Regions from separate parts of the Homo sapiens genome. Here all the other regions are linked to region 2. The links are chromatin loops, found by intact Hi-C in ENCODE. Cell type or tissue: endothelial cell of umbilical vein. All regions are shown on one strand.

The links. A loop is a pair of places that touch in the nucleus more often than their neighbours do. Peaks named below come from ENCODE experiments on the same cell type or tissue, not always from the same donor. Only the 100,000 strongest peaks of a DNase experiment are listed, where the experiment ranks them.
Region 1: a loop joins it to region 2, with 11 times the contacts of the local background. A loop is called at or near these places in 5 of 110 quality-filtered maps.
Region 3: it touches region 2 in a loop (2.9-fold over the local background); 9 of 110 quality-filtered maps call a loop at or near these places.

What each region holds. Positions count from the first base shown.
Region 1 is chr12:92,205,780-92,210,779 of GRCh38, reverse strand. No RefSeq gene overlaps it. Among named protein-coding and RNA genes, the nearest start is that of BTG1-DT, 62 kb to the right of the region's middle. RefSeq lists an enhancer at 1,647-1,736. In endothelial cell of umbilical vein, no CTCF peak of the experiment used is centred here; a DNase peak (open chromatin) is centred at 2,019; H3K27ac peaks cover 927 bases.
Region 2 is chr12:91,988,730-91,993,729 of GRCh38, reverse strand. LINC01619 (long intergenic non-protein coding RNA 1619) reads left to right here. Exons shown (of 5, transcript NR_132341.1): 2 at 201-360; 3 at 4,537-4,633. Among named protein-coding and RNA genes, the nearest start is that of LINC02404, 120 kb to the right of the region's middle. In endothelial cell of umbilical vein, no CTCF peak of the experiment used is centred here; DNase peaks (open chromatin) are centred at 2,269 and 3,039; H3K27ac peaks cover 3,352 bases.
Region 3 is chr12:92,409,292-92,414,291 of GRCh38, reverse strand. No RefSeq gene overlaps it. Among named protein-coding and RNA genes, the nearest start is that of CLLU1, 9.7 kb to the left of the region's middle. In endothelial cell of umbilical vein, no CTCF peak of the experiment used is centred here; a DNase peak (open chromatin) is centred at 2,401.

The DNA.
Region 1 (5,000 bases), 220 kb before region 2:
CTGGTGATATTCAGGCTTTCAATATTTATTTTGTAGCTTTATTTTTTTTATTTCTTTGAGGCAGGATCTTGCTTTGTCACCTAGGCTGGAGTACAGTGATACAATCATAGCTCACTGCACCCTGCACCCATGAACTCCTGGGCTCAAGTGATCCCCCTGCCTCAGCCTTCTGAGTAGCTGGGACTATAGGTGCACACCACTACGGAGAGCTCATTTTTGTATTTTTTGCAGAGATAGAGTCTTGCTATGTTGCTCAGGCTCATTTATAGCTTTCTTTCTTCAGAAATAAAATTCACTCAAATTAGTAAGGGTTTGTTGCTGTTGTATATGTGTGTGTAGGCACATGGGGGAGTAAGTAGGCAGTTGAGAAATCTTTTGCAAAGTCGTCTGTTATATTAGTGACTATATATTGTGAGGCGGGATATGAATCACACTGGTTTTCAAAAAACTTTGAACTTACTATTTCTAGGGCACAGTACTTTCAAAGGAAAGAGCCACATGTTCAGAAACCATAATAACCTTCTCAGAGCACCTGTGCACCAGATATCAGTTGCTCCATCAACTATCCTCTGACAATAGCAGTAAAAACCATTTACCCACACTCAGTGGTCTATTCTAGTTTCTACCATCTAAATGATGGTCGGACTCCATCCGAAATATGAGTTTAGGCCATAGCCAGGTTGACTTGCAGAACACTGTTTTAAAATGGGATCAAGGGAGGGCAATAACAGATCTGCAAAGGAGAGAAAACCTAATCATTCAAAAGCAGTTCTGAGCATGAAGTAAGTAATATGTCCACTCAGAGGTATTGTTAATTTAGGATCAAAGTCTAAAACTGGAGTCCTGCGGACAAGCTGGAGAACAAATTTAGGCATAGGGCTGGTTGAGTGGAGCACCTGGAGCCAGAGAAATGCAGAGCAGCAAGGCCCAGCAGCCCTTCCTGAGGATGATACAGATAGTGAAGAGAGGGTGGAAGGAAGGAAGCAGAATGGGATGGGGGCGTGAACATGAAGTGAACAAGAGAAGTTGCTAAACATTTCCCTCAATACTTGGCCCTGTGGATCACTTGCATCTGAATCCTCTGGGAAGCATGTTTCTGGCCGGGTGCAGTGGCTCACACCTGTAATCCCAGCACTTTGGGAGGCCAAGGTGGGTGGATCACTTGAGGCCAGGAGTTCAAGACTAGCCTGGCTAACATGGCAAAATCCCATCTCTACAAAAAGTACAAAAATTAGCCAGGCATGGTGGCTCCTACCTGTAGACCCAGCTACTCAGGAGGCTGAGGTGGGAGGATCGCTTGAGCCCAGGAGGCAGAGGTTGCAGTGAGCCAAGATCACTTCACTGCACTTGAGCCTGGGTGACACAGTGAGACCCTGTCTCAAAAAAACAAAACAAAAAAAAAACTTCTGGAAAACATGTTTCAAAAACAGATTCTCAGGCCCCACCCCAGACCTCCTGAATTGAATCTTCACAAGTGAAGCCTAGGAATGCAGACTTTAAAAAAAAATGCATTCTAGGCAGCTTTTATTGCATTTTGTATTATTTACTTATTTATTGAGACAGTGTCTTGCTGTCACCCATGCCCATGCCATAGTGAGTGGTGCGATCATGGCCCACTGCACCCTTAAACTCCCAGGCACAAGCGATCCCCCAACCTCAGCCTCTCGAGTAGCTGGGACTACAGGTGCACACAACGACACCCAGTTAATTTTTTATATTTTGTAGAGACAGAATCTTGTTGCCCAGGCTGACCTCGAACTCCTGGGCTCAAGTAATCCTCCCACCTCAACCTCCCAAAGTGCTGAGATTATGGGCATAAACCACTGCACCCGGCTGGGATATAAACTTTATACACGGTCCCCAAGTATCTGAAGCACACTTATATTTGTGTGCTAAGCTCCTTACTGGTATTGTTTTGCTTAATCCTTCAACAGCTCTATAAAGCATGTGCTATTCTTATCCTCTCCCCACAGACAGGAAACTGTGATTCAGAGAAGCTGACTGACAAGGCACAAAGACAAATGTGGCAAAGTCCAAACGCAAACTTAACACATTCTGATTGCAGATTTCTGTGATAGTAATCACTCTAGACCAGAGGTCTTCAGACTTTTTCTACAAAAGGGTCAGTTAATAAACATTTAAGATGTGTGGACTAAATAGCCTTTGTTGCAACTACTCAACTTTGCCACAGAGAACATGTAAACAAACGGACACGACTAGGTGTTCCAATAAAACTTTACAAAAATGGGCAGCAGGTCTGAAGATGCCTGCTGTTGACTAAGCATTGCTTTTCTTTTCTTTTCTTTTTTTTTTTTTTTTTTTTTTTTGAGACGGAGTCTTGCTCTGTCGCCCAGGCTGGAGTGCAGTGGCACGGTCTCGGCTCACTGCAAGCTCCGCCTCCCGGGTTCACCCCATTCTCCTGTCTCAGCCTTCCGAGTAGCTGGGACTACAGGCGCCCGCCACCACGCCCGGCTATTTTTTTGTATTTTTAGTAGAGACGGGGTTTCGCCATGTTAGCCAGGATGGTCTCCATCTCCTGACCTCGTGATCTGCCTGCCTCTGTCTCCCAGAGTGCTAGGATTACAGGCGTGAGCCACCACGCCCCGCCTAAGCATTGCTTTTCAAAGTGTCATGCTCAGAACAGTAGGATCCTAGGAACTTGTTAGAAATGCAGACTCTTACTCATTCCAGACTTGCTGAATCAGAATCTGCATTTAACAAGGTCTCAATGTAATTTTTATGCACATTAAAGTACGCGACTTCTACTCCAGGGCATTTACAAAGGACTTCCCTGAAAGCTGCATTTAATGCCTTTGCTGTCCCTCCTTTTAGGTGCATGAACTCATCTTCTGATAGTAACTGTGTTGATTGCCTTCCACAAAAGTTAAAAAGTAAATAAAGCTGGGTGTGGTGGCTCATGCCTATAAAAATCCCAGCATTTTGGGAGTGCTTGATCTCAGGGTTGAAGACCTGCCTGGAAAACATGGCAAAACCCCATCTCTACAAAAAATACAGAAATTAGCCAGGTGTGGTGGAGGGTGCCTGTAGTTGCAGCTACTCTGGAGGCTGAGGCAGGAGGATTGCTTGAGCCTGGAGGTTGAGGCTACAGTGAGCCATGATTGTGCCACTGCATTCTAGCCTGGGTGAAAAAGTGGGACAATGTCTCAAAATAAATAAATAAACAAACAAACAAATAAATATAAAAATAACTTATTAAATTGATAGTGCTTATTATACATGCTATCTTAAAAACAAAGATATAACATCACAATTTATATTTACCTTCTAAAAAGTACTGAGGTAAGTAGATAAAAAGTGCTTTATGAGTTGTTTCCCTTTTCTATACAAATCTCAAGGCCTTATACCGGAGGCATTGAATCAGAATCTCTGGAGATGAGACCTGGAAGCTGCATTTTAACAAGTTTCTCAGGTGATTCACATTTAGATAATCAATAGGTGCCCACTCTTCAGATCTGGGGATTACTGCATGAAGAACATACAGACATGAATTTTGGAGAGAGGGGTTTAGTCCTCCACTAATTAGATGACCTTGAATAAGTTAATTGACCTCTTTGGACATCACTTTCTTCATTCAAATGGTGGTTCCAAACTTTAGTGTCCATTAGGATCATCTTGACCAATGCAAACATTCAGAGAATCCACCACTGTATAATACCATGAACAAAGGGTTGAGTAAGTAAATGAGGGAGAAAGGACAGCTCTTCCTGACAGCACAGTGTCAACTACTATATAGAGAAGCGGCCACAAAGTTAGAAATCATCAATGGATGCTAAAACTAGTGGTAAAATTTTAATGAGGAACAGGATATTTACATAGTTTCAAAGTATCTCCTTGCAAATTAATTATTGATTACAAAGTAAAATATAGTAACTCTTCAGTAGATAAACCTGGCAGACAGCACTGTAACTGACCAAAGCTAATATCACCAACATAAGGACAAAGTGACATCATATGCCTCTTGAGGTGATGCAACAAGAACACAATGCCACTTAGTGACATTCCTGCCAAAATGCATAACCTATACTAAATATGAGGAGACATCAGACAAACCCCAGCTGAAGGGAACCCTAAAAAGTAATTGGCACACAATCTTCAAGAATTTCAAGGTCAAGAAACAAAGAAAAGTTAGTGTTGGGATTACAGGCATGAGTCACCGTGCCTGGGCCAGTTTTTAAAGCAAAGTAAGAATCAATGCCACATCAAATGTACACATTAAATGTATACGTTATATTCATTTCAAATTTCAGAAAGATTAAAATGTGAAAAATATGACTTTTAAGCTTACAGAAATAACAGTGTAAGCTTTTGGGGGACTATAAGACTTTACAAGTGTGAAATAATTAGGTAATTATTCTGCTTCATGACACTTCTATTAATTTCAATGGGTTATTTATTAAATTATGTCATAATGACTCCCCTAAGTGATAGTCAATTCTATAAGATCAGTCTCAGTATTTAGTTTGCATTTGTATTAGCTGTGAACAGTGCATTAGCGAGATTGTATATTACAATAGTCATATGTCTAAAGCAGAGTTTCTCAACCACCAGTGACATCATGAATCAGATAATCCTTTGTTGTGAGGGACTGTCCTGTGGCATTGTAAGATGCTGAGCAGTAGCCCTACCTTGGTCCCCTACATGTCATTACCACCATCCACCCAAATAGTGACAATCAAAAATGTTTCCAAGCTGGATAAACTCTAGAAGGCAAAATCACTTCTGCATGAGAATCAAATGTACATTGAATAGTGGCCCTTTAAAAGATGCTTCCACCAGGAACTGACCTGTAAATGTGAACTTATCTGGAAAAGGGGTCTTTGCAGATATAGTTAAGGATTTCCAGGTGAGACGATCCTGGATTTAGGGTCCAGCCTAAATCCAGTGACTGATGTCCTTATAAGAGAAAGACAGAGAAGATGTGAGAGATACAGAGAGGCAGGGAAAAGGGCAATGTCAGACAATGAGAGAAATTGGTGTTA
Region 2 (5,000 bases):
GTTTGTGTCCTTCTGAAATTTATATGTTGAAGCCCTAATTCCCAGTGTAATGATATTTGGATATGCAAGCCTTTAGGTAATTAGATTTAGGAGCCTTGAGGGTGGAGCTCTCATGGTGGAATTAGTGTCCTTATAAGTAGAGGAAAAAAACATCAGAGTGCTCGCTCTCTCCTTCTCTCTCCCCTGTGCCCTGCCTCCAGACCTCTGACTATGTGAAGATACGGTGGGAAGATGACTGACCGCAAGACAGGAAGAGAGCCCTCACCGAGGAACCAAATTGGCCAGTATCTTGATTTTGGATTTCTCAACCTCAAGAACCATGAGAAATGAATGTCTGCTGTTCAAGCCACCCAGTCAATGGTATTTTGTTATGGCAGCCCCAGCTGACCAAGAGAGCGCATATGAATTTAATGAGCATTGAGAAAAGCTAATGTTTTTCATTTTTTCCCTTAGAAGCATCTATCGATCTTCATTTGAAATTATGTGTCAGAAACTGCAATAATAGAAGTAAAGAGAATGGGCTAGGTAATGTAAGAATAGGGCTAAGGTTATGTAAGTGAGGGAGAGTTTCGAGAGAGGAATTTCAGTAGCCTTTAAAATTTTAAATAAAATACGCTCTATAAACCAAATGCATTAGTTAAGGAGCTGTGGGCATCAGTTTCTCCTTATAAAGATTGCATATACCTTTTAGTTAACATCTTGGACAAGTCAGGAATGATTCCTTTCCTCCAGGGTGTCCTGTGGAATGTCTACCTTGTCTCCCTCAACATAGAGGAACTATCGACCATTTTCCATTAAATAGCCTAGAATTAGGTGTGTTTCAGAATCACGTGTATATATGTACATGGTGGTTGGATGTGGGTGGATTCGGAAGGACTTGTTAAGATGCCCATGCCTGAATTCCTCCCAGATCCACTAAATCAGAATTGTCAGCTGTGGTGCCCAAATTACCTAAGTTAAAAACCACTCCAAGCGCTTCTGATACATACCAGACTTGACATCCATAGACCAATGTTCTCATTCATTGATACACATATTCAAGTTTACTACCTAGGCAGATCTTTCTATAGGTTATATATGTGAGTTTAAAAATGGGTACATTTAATTTTTATAAATGGAAGTCCATTTAAGACATTTTGGGCCAATGGTTTTGAGGAGAGCTCATTAGCATACCAGCTGAGCTGCCCCATTCCCTCATTGCACACCTTCCTTCTGCCTTTGCCATAGGTTGCTTAGTTTCTCAGTCTGCCTGTCTGGTCTGAGTTAGAAAGAAAAATGGGCATCTCACAGTTCCTAGCAATTTATTTTGCAAAAGAATGCAGTAGAGATTTCTATTTTAATGTAAAAAAATCCTTTGAGTAAATAGTTTTCCCTCTCTCCAATATATTTTCTTATTATTCTGTATATTTAATAATGGGATTATATGTTATAAACACATGCTTAGACATCCAAATATATGCACAGATGGAAAATATCAAGCTTGCAGGAAAGGTCCATCCCCCAAACACAATTTTAAGGGGTTTTGCCTTTGTTTTCTCTAAGGAATACAAAAGTCAGACTTGAAAAAAAGGAGGTTTAGGGAATTCTGTCACTATTTTCCTAATTTCCAGCAAATGCTAATTCTGATGTTGTTTTTTTGATTTTTAGTGGCCTTTAGAGAATTCTTGGGGTTGAGGGTGGGTAGGAAGCGGATTGAGGATGGGGGAGAGTTCCTATCTGATGTCTGACCAATGAATTGTTAGATAAACTAGTCATGTAGAAAACAGCTTGATTTATCTAAGAGAGATAATAGTGACTCCCAGGATCCAGCCTGCCCTGTAACAACCCAGAGGACTTCTTTCCTGAGGTTTACAGAATACACTGATTGGTCAATCAACTAGATGTAGTAAATATGTAAAAATTATATTCCAAAAATTTTGTAAAAATAGTAAAATAAGTACATATTTTTGGAAGAGTATGTGGGGAAAAAGTAATGCAGAGGAAAAAAAAGAAGGGAGAAAATATGGGCCAAGGTGCTGCTTTCAGAATCAGACACATGTGGATTAGATTCCAGTGTTAGTTGTTGTATGCCCTTGGGTAGTTATGTCACATTTCTAAGCCAATGTTGTCATCTGTTAAATGGGAACAATGTCTCCCTCACATGGCTATGGTAAGGGTTTGCTAAAGTATTTATTTTACAGTCTGTAAAAGGATTCAGAAAAATGCTTGATATACAGTAGCTGCTAACACAATACATCTGAGATAATAGTATTACATTGCTGGCAGCAGAGAGTGGTAGCCACTAAGTATATTTTTTTCTGGACATGCAGTCCTGACTTTGAACCCCTTTTGGTTTGAGGCAGAATTACTGCTATTGGCATTTCTAGCACTAAGTCTACATGATATTTTAAAGAATTTGTTGAGAGCTCTTAAATTATTACTATTATTATCAAGAAATAGATTTGTTATGTCTGTTTTCTTGATTTATTAACTGAAATTCTGTAATCCTTGCCTTAAGCTTACAAGCGTTCTTAGTTTGATTTTTAAAATACCCTCAGAAACCATTAATGTTCACAAGAAATAAGAAATCTTTGCAATAATATTTCATTGTATCATCGTACTTTTTCTTTCCTGAAAAACCAATGAAGAATGGCAGTTTTATAGGTAAAACAGTAGTTAGCCTTTATATGGATGACATTTTCCCAAAAGCCTAGAAAAATTTCACATTTGCAGAAAAATACTCTGTTCCCATATTAAATCTGATTAAAATTCAAATCTATATTAACATCTCATAACTTTTTGAAAAAAGTGAATGCCACACTTAATGGAAAATGCTCACTGTCTGTCCTCACTGCTTTTGTGGGCTTCCTAGCAAGGCTGTACTGGGATCCAGGAGGGCTGGATCACAGCTACATCCTTGTTAAAACAGTCAACCGGCATGAATGTTGGCCTTTAGTTTTTCCTTCCTTTCCCCTCTCCCATCCCTACATTGTTTCAGCTGCCAGCTCCCTAATATTTTTTTCTGAAGCAAGGGAAAGGAAAGGGCAAAAATGACTTAGAAAGAATAACATTTCTTTCTATGGACTTAAATAGAACATTCAACGCAAAACATCCTGTGTTTTCTTTTAGTTGATGACACATTGACTGTAGGAATGAATGAACTAAAAACCAGGGCTTGATTTTCAAATGGGGGTTATTTTAGTTGCATACTACCTGATCAAGAGAAAGTTGTTCAACTATTTTAAATTATAACCTGTTGGTTTCTCCTCTGTACTCCTGATCTCCTTATCTTGCTGTGCGTTTCTTTTCTCCATTTTACATATCACCTTCTAACATGTGTTTATTATGTTTTTTGTTTATTTTCCCACTCTCCTGGCCATGATGGAAGTCCATGAGAGCAAGCATCTTTGTCCGTTTGGCTCACTGTTGGATTCCCTGTTTTAAAAATATCACCCGGCCCAGCGTAGGTGCTCAATAAATATTTGCAGCATGAATTAATGAAATAGTTTCTTTCTCAGTGTCTTTTTCTATACAATTATGCAGAATATAACTGGTACAAATATGGTACAAAAACATCTTATAAATGTGCGCTTATACCTAGTAGATACATTTGAAAGTACAGCTCTGCTGGGAGTGTACATATCTTAGTTGGTGAAGAAGAGATAATAAAAGAGTTAGATTAAAAAAAAAGCACTTTGTCACTCTCTATTCTCTTATTTACTCTGCTTTATTTTTCTTTGAACCCTGAATCTTAATACCCAACATAATATATTTATTTGCTGATTGTCTACTTCCCCATACTAGAATGTAAGCTTTTTAAGGACAGGATCTTGTGTGTTTTGCTCACTACTATAGCCCCATTCCTTGGACTCATGCCTGATACAGAGTAAGCACCCAATACATATTTATTGAATGAATAAATGTATGTTTGAATGAGTGTGTTTGTTTCAGACTGTATTCATGTCTGGCTCTTGCTCTATATACAGACTCTTTGGAATGATCGTTCACTAAGAGCTTGGTACTGTTGAGGTGGATGATGGGTGGGGAGATAAAGGGAAGAAAATGACCAAGATTATACTAGTATTTTTAAATTTTTTTATTAATTGTGAAAAAGATGTCTCAATCATTATATATGTAGTATAGTGTGAGCCTAGGGACGGTGGTTTGGGTCCTGAAACATCCACCTATTTTCAGAATGAACTAAAATAATTTCTTAGTTTCTTGATGTCACATTTTCATTATTTGTAAAATTAAAACAATGTTACCTTACCCAGGGCTATAATGGGAGAATAGAGAGGCACTGACACATCGAAGTTGGTCAGTAAATATTAGCTATCATCATCATCATCATCATCATCATTATCAACATCATCATCCAAGGGTTGGTGAACTATAGCTGGTGGGCCAAATCTCTCCTGTGGTCTGCTTTTATAAATAAAGTTTTACTGAACACAGTGTATTAATTTTCTTATTGTCTCTGGCTGCTTTTACATTACAACAACAGAATTGAGTCATGCCTTGCAAATCCTAAAATATTTGCCCTCTCATCCTTGATAGAAAAAGTTTGGAAACCTTCATCTAGAAAGTGGTCTAGCAAAGTGTGGTCCATGGATGAGTTTGATCTGCAAACTGCTTGTTATTGGTTCATGACAAGGTGAGTACAGAAACTGTGAATAATTATTTAGAAACTTATATAACAATTTAAGAATGCTAGTGACTTCTAAGTGCATTATTTTGACATCTAAGTGCATGATTTTGGTTTATACAAAAGTGTTGATTTGTGACTGATTGGAAATTTAAGAAAAAGAAAACCTGGCCTTTTCCACTGGAATAGAGTCGGGTGTTTTGTAATGGGATTTTGTTGTATTGGTGACTTAGTAAGACATATTCACGTGGCTTCAGATGGAAACATCTGGGGGCCCATCAGGTGGGAGTGACAAACATGTCCTGAGATTGCAATTGACCTGGGAAGGTTGATGAGCATGCACATTAATAACGTCACACAAATGGATTTTCTATGC
Region 3 (5,000 bases), 420 kb before region 2:
GTATTTTGTGTATAAGTCCAGTTCCCTCAACTAGATCCTAAAAGTCTGAGACCCAGGAAGAGAACATATGTCACTTTTACATTTCCAACAGGACATATATTCCAACAGTGTTGAATAAATATATGGTATTTTGAATTATATTCATTTACCCCTCCCCAGCTTTCCCAGGCAAGTGTATTTCTTTCATTGTTTTTGCCCAGCCGTGCTAATTTTTATCCATAATACCTGTGACAGGCTAAGAGAAAAAAAGAGGTAGCCATCACAAACAAGTTATTCATTTGTGGAAGGCAAAGTATTAAGAAATATTATTAACTCTAATAAAGAATAAGACATTAAGTAATAAACCAAATTTAGTCTGAAAGTGTATTCAATGTTCACACAAAAAAAGTGAGGACAGTTATATTTCAACAAATGTTGACAAGTTGGATGGTAATATAAATTAGTTAGCAGATCCCAAATACTAACTAGGGAAGCTAGTTGACAGTCAATATAAATTTCAACCCTAAAAAGTAGCCACTTGAGGCTCATGCCTATAATCCCAGCACTTTGGGAGGCCAAGGTGGGCGGAACACCCAGGAGTTTGAGACCAACCCGGACGACCAGGCAAAACCCCGTCTCTACAAAATACGAAAAATTAGCCTGGCATGATGGTACACACCTGTAGTCCCAGCTACTTGGGAAGCTGAGATGGGAGGATTGCTTGAGCCCAGAGAGGTCGAGGCTGTAGTGAGCTATGATGTTGCCACTGCACTCCAGTCTGGGCAACAGAGTGAGACCCTTTCTCAAAAATAAATAAATAAATAAATAAATAAATAAATAAACAAAACAATGGAGCCACTTGAAATATGGTTATGTCAAAAAGTGTCAATTTATTAAAAATACCTTCCTTAATTAGGTTATTGCTTATGTTTGACATAAAGTATTCATAAATGATTGTTAGACATTGTGTGCTGACATTAGACATGTTGTTGAGTATGATCTGTAGGATTTCTACATTTATTGTCAAATAATACTTTTAATAACAATAAAACTTTACCATAGGAGAGTAAGGTCCCACAGAGAGTGATAAATGCCAAAGGACAAATAATCAGCAGGCTTCAGGGGATCCCACTGAGTGAGTGCAAGATCTTAGTAGAAAACAAGTATTTGATAAATAGTTGAAACATGAAGTCATGCTTGTTCAGACATTTATTCCCAGTGTCATGAAAAGAGCATAAGCCAAGAGGTAGAAGATTTGTAATTCAAATTCATTTCTCTACTTTCTGGCTGTAAGAACTTGGACAAGATACCTAATGCATTTGAATATTCATTTCCTCATCTGCAAAATATGTGAACAATATTTCAATGACTTTTTGAAAGCAACATGAGAAAAAGCTGTAAGTGCTTGGCAAAGAAAAATTGCAGGTGCTTTTTGAATGATGTCATTCATACCTCAGTTTCCCCATATTACACAGGATATGAATGACATGGCCATATAGAAAAAGAATCATTGAAATTTATAATGTGAGAACCAGAGATCCAGAGATATGACTTCAGGGATAAGAATCAAGCGATGAATTAATCTGAAAACCTGTGATTCTCTCTGGGTGTCTGACTTCAAGGCAACTAACATCAGGACTTTCCTCTATAAGAAAACAGCACAATTAAACATATTTATTATAACACAGGTCCATGATGAGGCAGGCTGAGGGCCACTCGTAGCCTACGTGTGCTCACCTGTGGGAGTGCATGGTTAAAAGCACTGTACCCACAGTGGGCAGTGGTGGGACAGAATCATCCCCAGACCAGGATTTCTAGCTATATAGCAATTGCCCGGTACAACTCTGAAGTCAGGGCTTGTCCTAGAATGGTGCAAGAGAAAAGGCCAGAATGCTGGGAGATGATATCTCACCACCATTCACCTATTCTATAGCACTTAAGAGGACCAGGCACTGTGCTCTACATGCGTTATCTCATGTAATCCTCCCAGGAACCCTACGATGTAGGTGTTGCTAGCATCTTCCATTTACAGATGAGTAAACCGAGGCACAGACAGGTTATGTAATTTATCCTAAGGCACATGCCTAGAAACATTCCAATAAGAGTAGAGTCCAGGCCATCTGAATTCAAAGCCTGCTCTCTTAACCCTTCTGAAAGCAAATCATATTGGATACATTTACAAGAACACCAAGGGAGGTACCTCAAGGATCTGGACCTGGGAGATGGATGTGTGAAGGGAAAGGCAGTTTGGTCAGATGGCCCTGTGTGATTTTGTCCATCTGGTATGCTGCCTAAATGGCATGGAACCTGCTCCCTGATGGATGCTGGGTGAGGACGTCTGGCAATAAGAATGGCTGTACATGCTGTATGTCCCAGTGACAGGGTTGGTTGTTTATTTCCAGGACCGGAGGCTGCTCTCCCAACTTGACCCAGATAAGTGCCAGACACAGGAGCACAGGTGCAAGATCAACTGATCTGTTTCATGGGTGGAATTTTCCTGCTTAAAAAAAAAAATAAAAAGATGCAGGAAAACAACAACTTCCTATGACCTCATTCTGCTTAAAATTCCTGGATATGTCTCTTATTTCCTCTCTGCTTCCAGATTTTTTTCTTACTTTATTTTAGACTAAATTCAGTTTCTTTAAAAGGAAGCAGGAATCAACTTCATAAATAAGGGGTGTTGATTTTTTTTTGCCTGAATGTTTTGAATGACAAAGCCAAAGCACCCTATTCAATTGATCTCCACTAACTGCCTGATTTTTTGCCCAGATGGTCAACTTTCCTCCACAGGTGCTTCATGGTGCATTAGAATCAATGGATTTCTGCATTAGAATCAATGGATGCATTAGTTAAATTCATGCCAGGCATGGGTGGTTCATGCCTGTAGTCCCAACAGTTTTGGAGCCAGGAGGTTGAGATCAGCCTAGGCAACAAAGTGAGACCCTGTCTCTACAAAACATTGTTTTTTTAATCAGGGTGTGCTGACATGCACCTGTAGTCCCAGCTACTCAAGAGGCTAAAGTGGGAGAATAATATGAGCCCAGGAGTTTAAGGCTGCAGTGAGCTATGATCATACCACTGCACTCCACCTTGGGCAACAGAGCAAGACCCCATCTCTAAAAAAATTATAATCATTCATTCATCAAAACTGTTTACTGAGCACCTGTTATGTAGCTGACATTATATTAGATGTTGATTTGTGGGGCCTTTACCCACATCATCTGAAACAGTGTCTCTGGCAGTGGATGTCTTAGTGTGTTTTGTGCTGCTATAACAGACCACTTGAGACTGTAATTTCTAAGGAACAGAAATTTATTCCTCACAGTTCTGGAGTCTGGGAAGTCGAAGATCAAGGCCCCAGCAGGTATCATTATCTGGGGGAGGCTGATCTCTGCTTCCAAGATGGCACTTTGATGCTGTGTCCTCCAGAGAGGAGGAACACTGTGTTCTCACATGGAAAAAGAGCTGAAAACAGCAAACTCACTCTCGCAACCCCATTAGATAGGGCCTTAATCTGTGCATGAGGGAGGAGTCCTCATGACCTAATCACATCCCAGAAGCCCCACTTTCTAATATCATTACCTTGATGATTAGGCTTCAACATGAATTTTGAAGGGGGCGCCACACTCAAACCATAGCAGTGGGCCTAGGAATCTTCATTTTTAGCAAATTCCCAGGTAATTTTTGTGTCCTCAAAAGTTTGCAGACCACTGACCTATATTATGAACTCTTCAAATACAGAGCATGGAGTTTTTTGGAACTTTGTAGCCCATAACAAAGTGCCTTACGTGATGGTGCTGATGTGGTGTTGGTTAATGATTTATTGAAGAAAGGAATTTCCCGACTCACTGCTCAGAGTGACATAGGAAGATCAAACCCATCATTTATTGTCTTTCATCTTTTCATACTTCTTAATTGTCTGGTCTTGAGCCTAGCTGCTCAGATACCTGTAAGTTAAGGATCTGCTTATTTCAGAGATTGGCTGTGGATGTCAGTTCTAACTGGAAAGTAAAGTAAAAGAGAGCTATTGCTGTCATCTTCTCAGCACCCCATTCACTCCTCTTTTAGGAGTGGCACCTTGATTTCCCTTAGAGGATTGACTTCTGCTTATGGAAGGCCAGCTTGGTGGGCTTATCAGTGAAAGGGTGAGTGTGGTAGGCAGCACGGCCTCCAAATGATGTCCATGCCCTGATACCTGGAGCCTGTGAATATGTTACATTGCATGGCAAAAAGGGCTTTGCAGATGTAGTTACAAACCTTAAGACAGGGAGACTAGGCCAGGTGCAGTGCTCACACCTGTAATCCCAGCACTTTGGACAGCTGAGGTAGGTGGACAACTTGAGATCAGGCATTTGAGACTGGCCTGGGCAACATGGTAAAAACCCGTCTCTACTAAAAATACATAAATTAGCTGGGCCTGGTGGCAGATGCCTGTAGTTGCAGCTATTTGGGAGACTGAGGTAGGAGAATTGCTCGAACCTGGGAGGCAGAGGTTGCACTAAGTTGAGATTGCACCACTGTACTCCAGCCTGGGTTACAGAGTGAGACTGTTTAAAAACAAAAACAAAACAAAGATAGGAAGATTATTCTGGATAACCTGGTGGGTGCAACATAATGATTTGAGCCCTTAAAAGTAGAGAACACTGTCTTGCTGGAATCAGTGATGCAGCAGAAGGAAAAGTCAGAGAGACCCAATGTATAAGAGGGATTCGTTCACCAATGCTGGGGAGGATTACAGGTAAAGCATGAGGAAGGATGTAGGCAGTCTCTAGGAGCAAAACCTGGTCCTTGGCTGACATCCAGCAAGGCAATGGGAACTTCAGTCCTAGAATCACAAGAAACTGGATTTGGCCAACAACCTGAATGATGCTGGAAGAACATTCTTCTCCAGAGACTCCAGTACAGAGCTCAGCCCTACTGGCAACTTGATTTTGGCCATATGAGCCCCTAACAGAGGACCCAGTTGAGTTCATTCAGCCTTTTAACCCACAGAAGCTTTGAAGTAGTAAATTTGGGTGGTT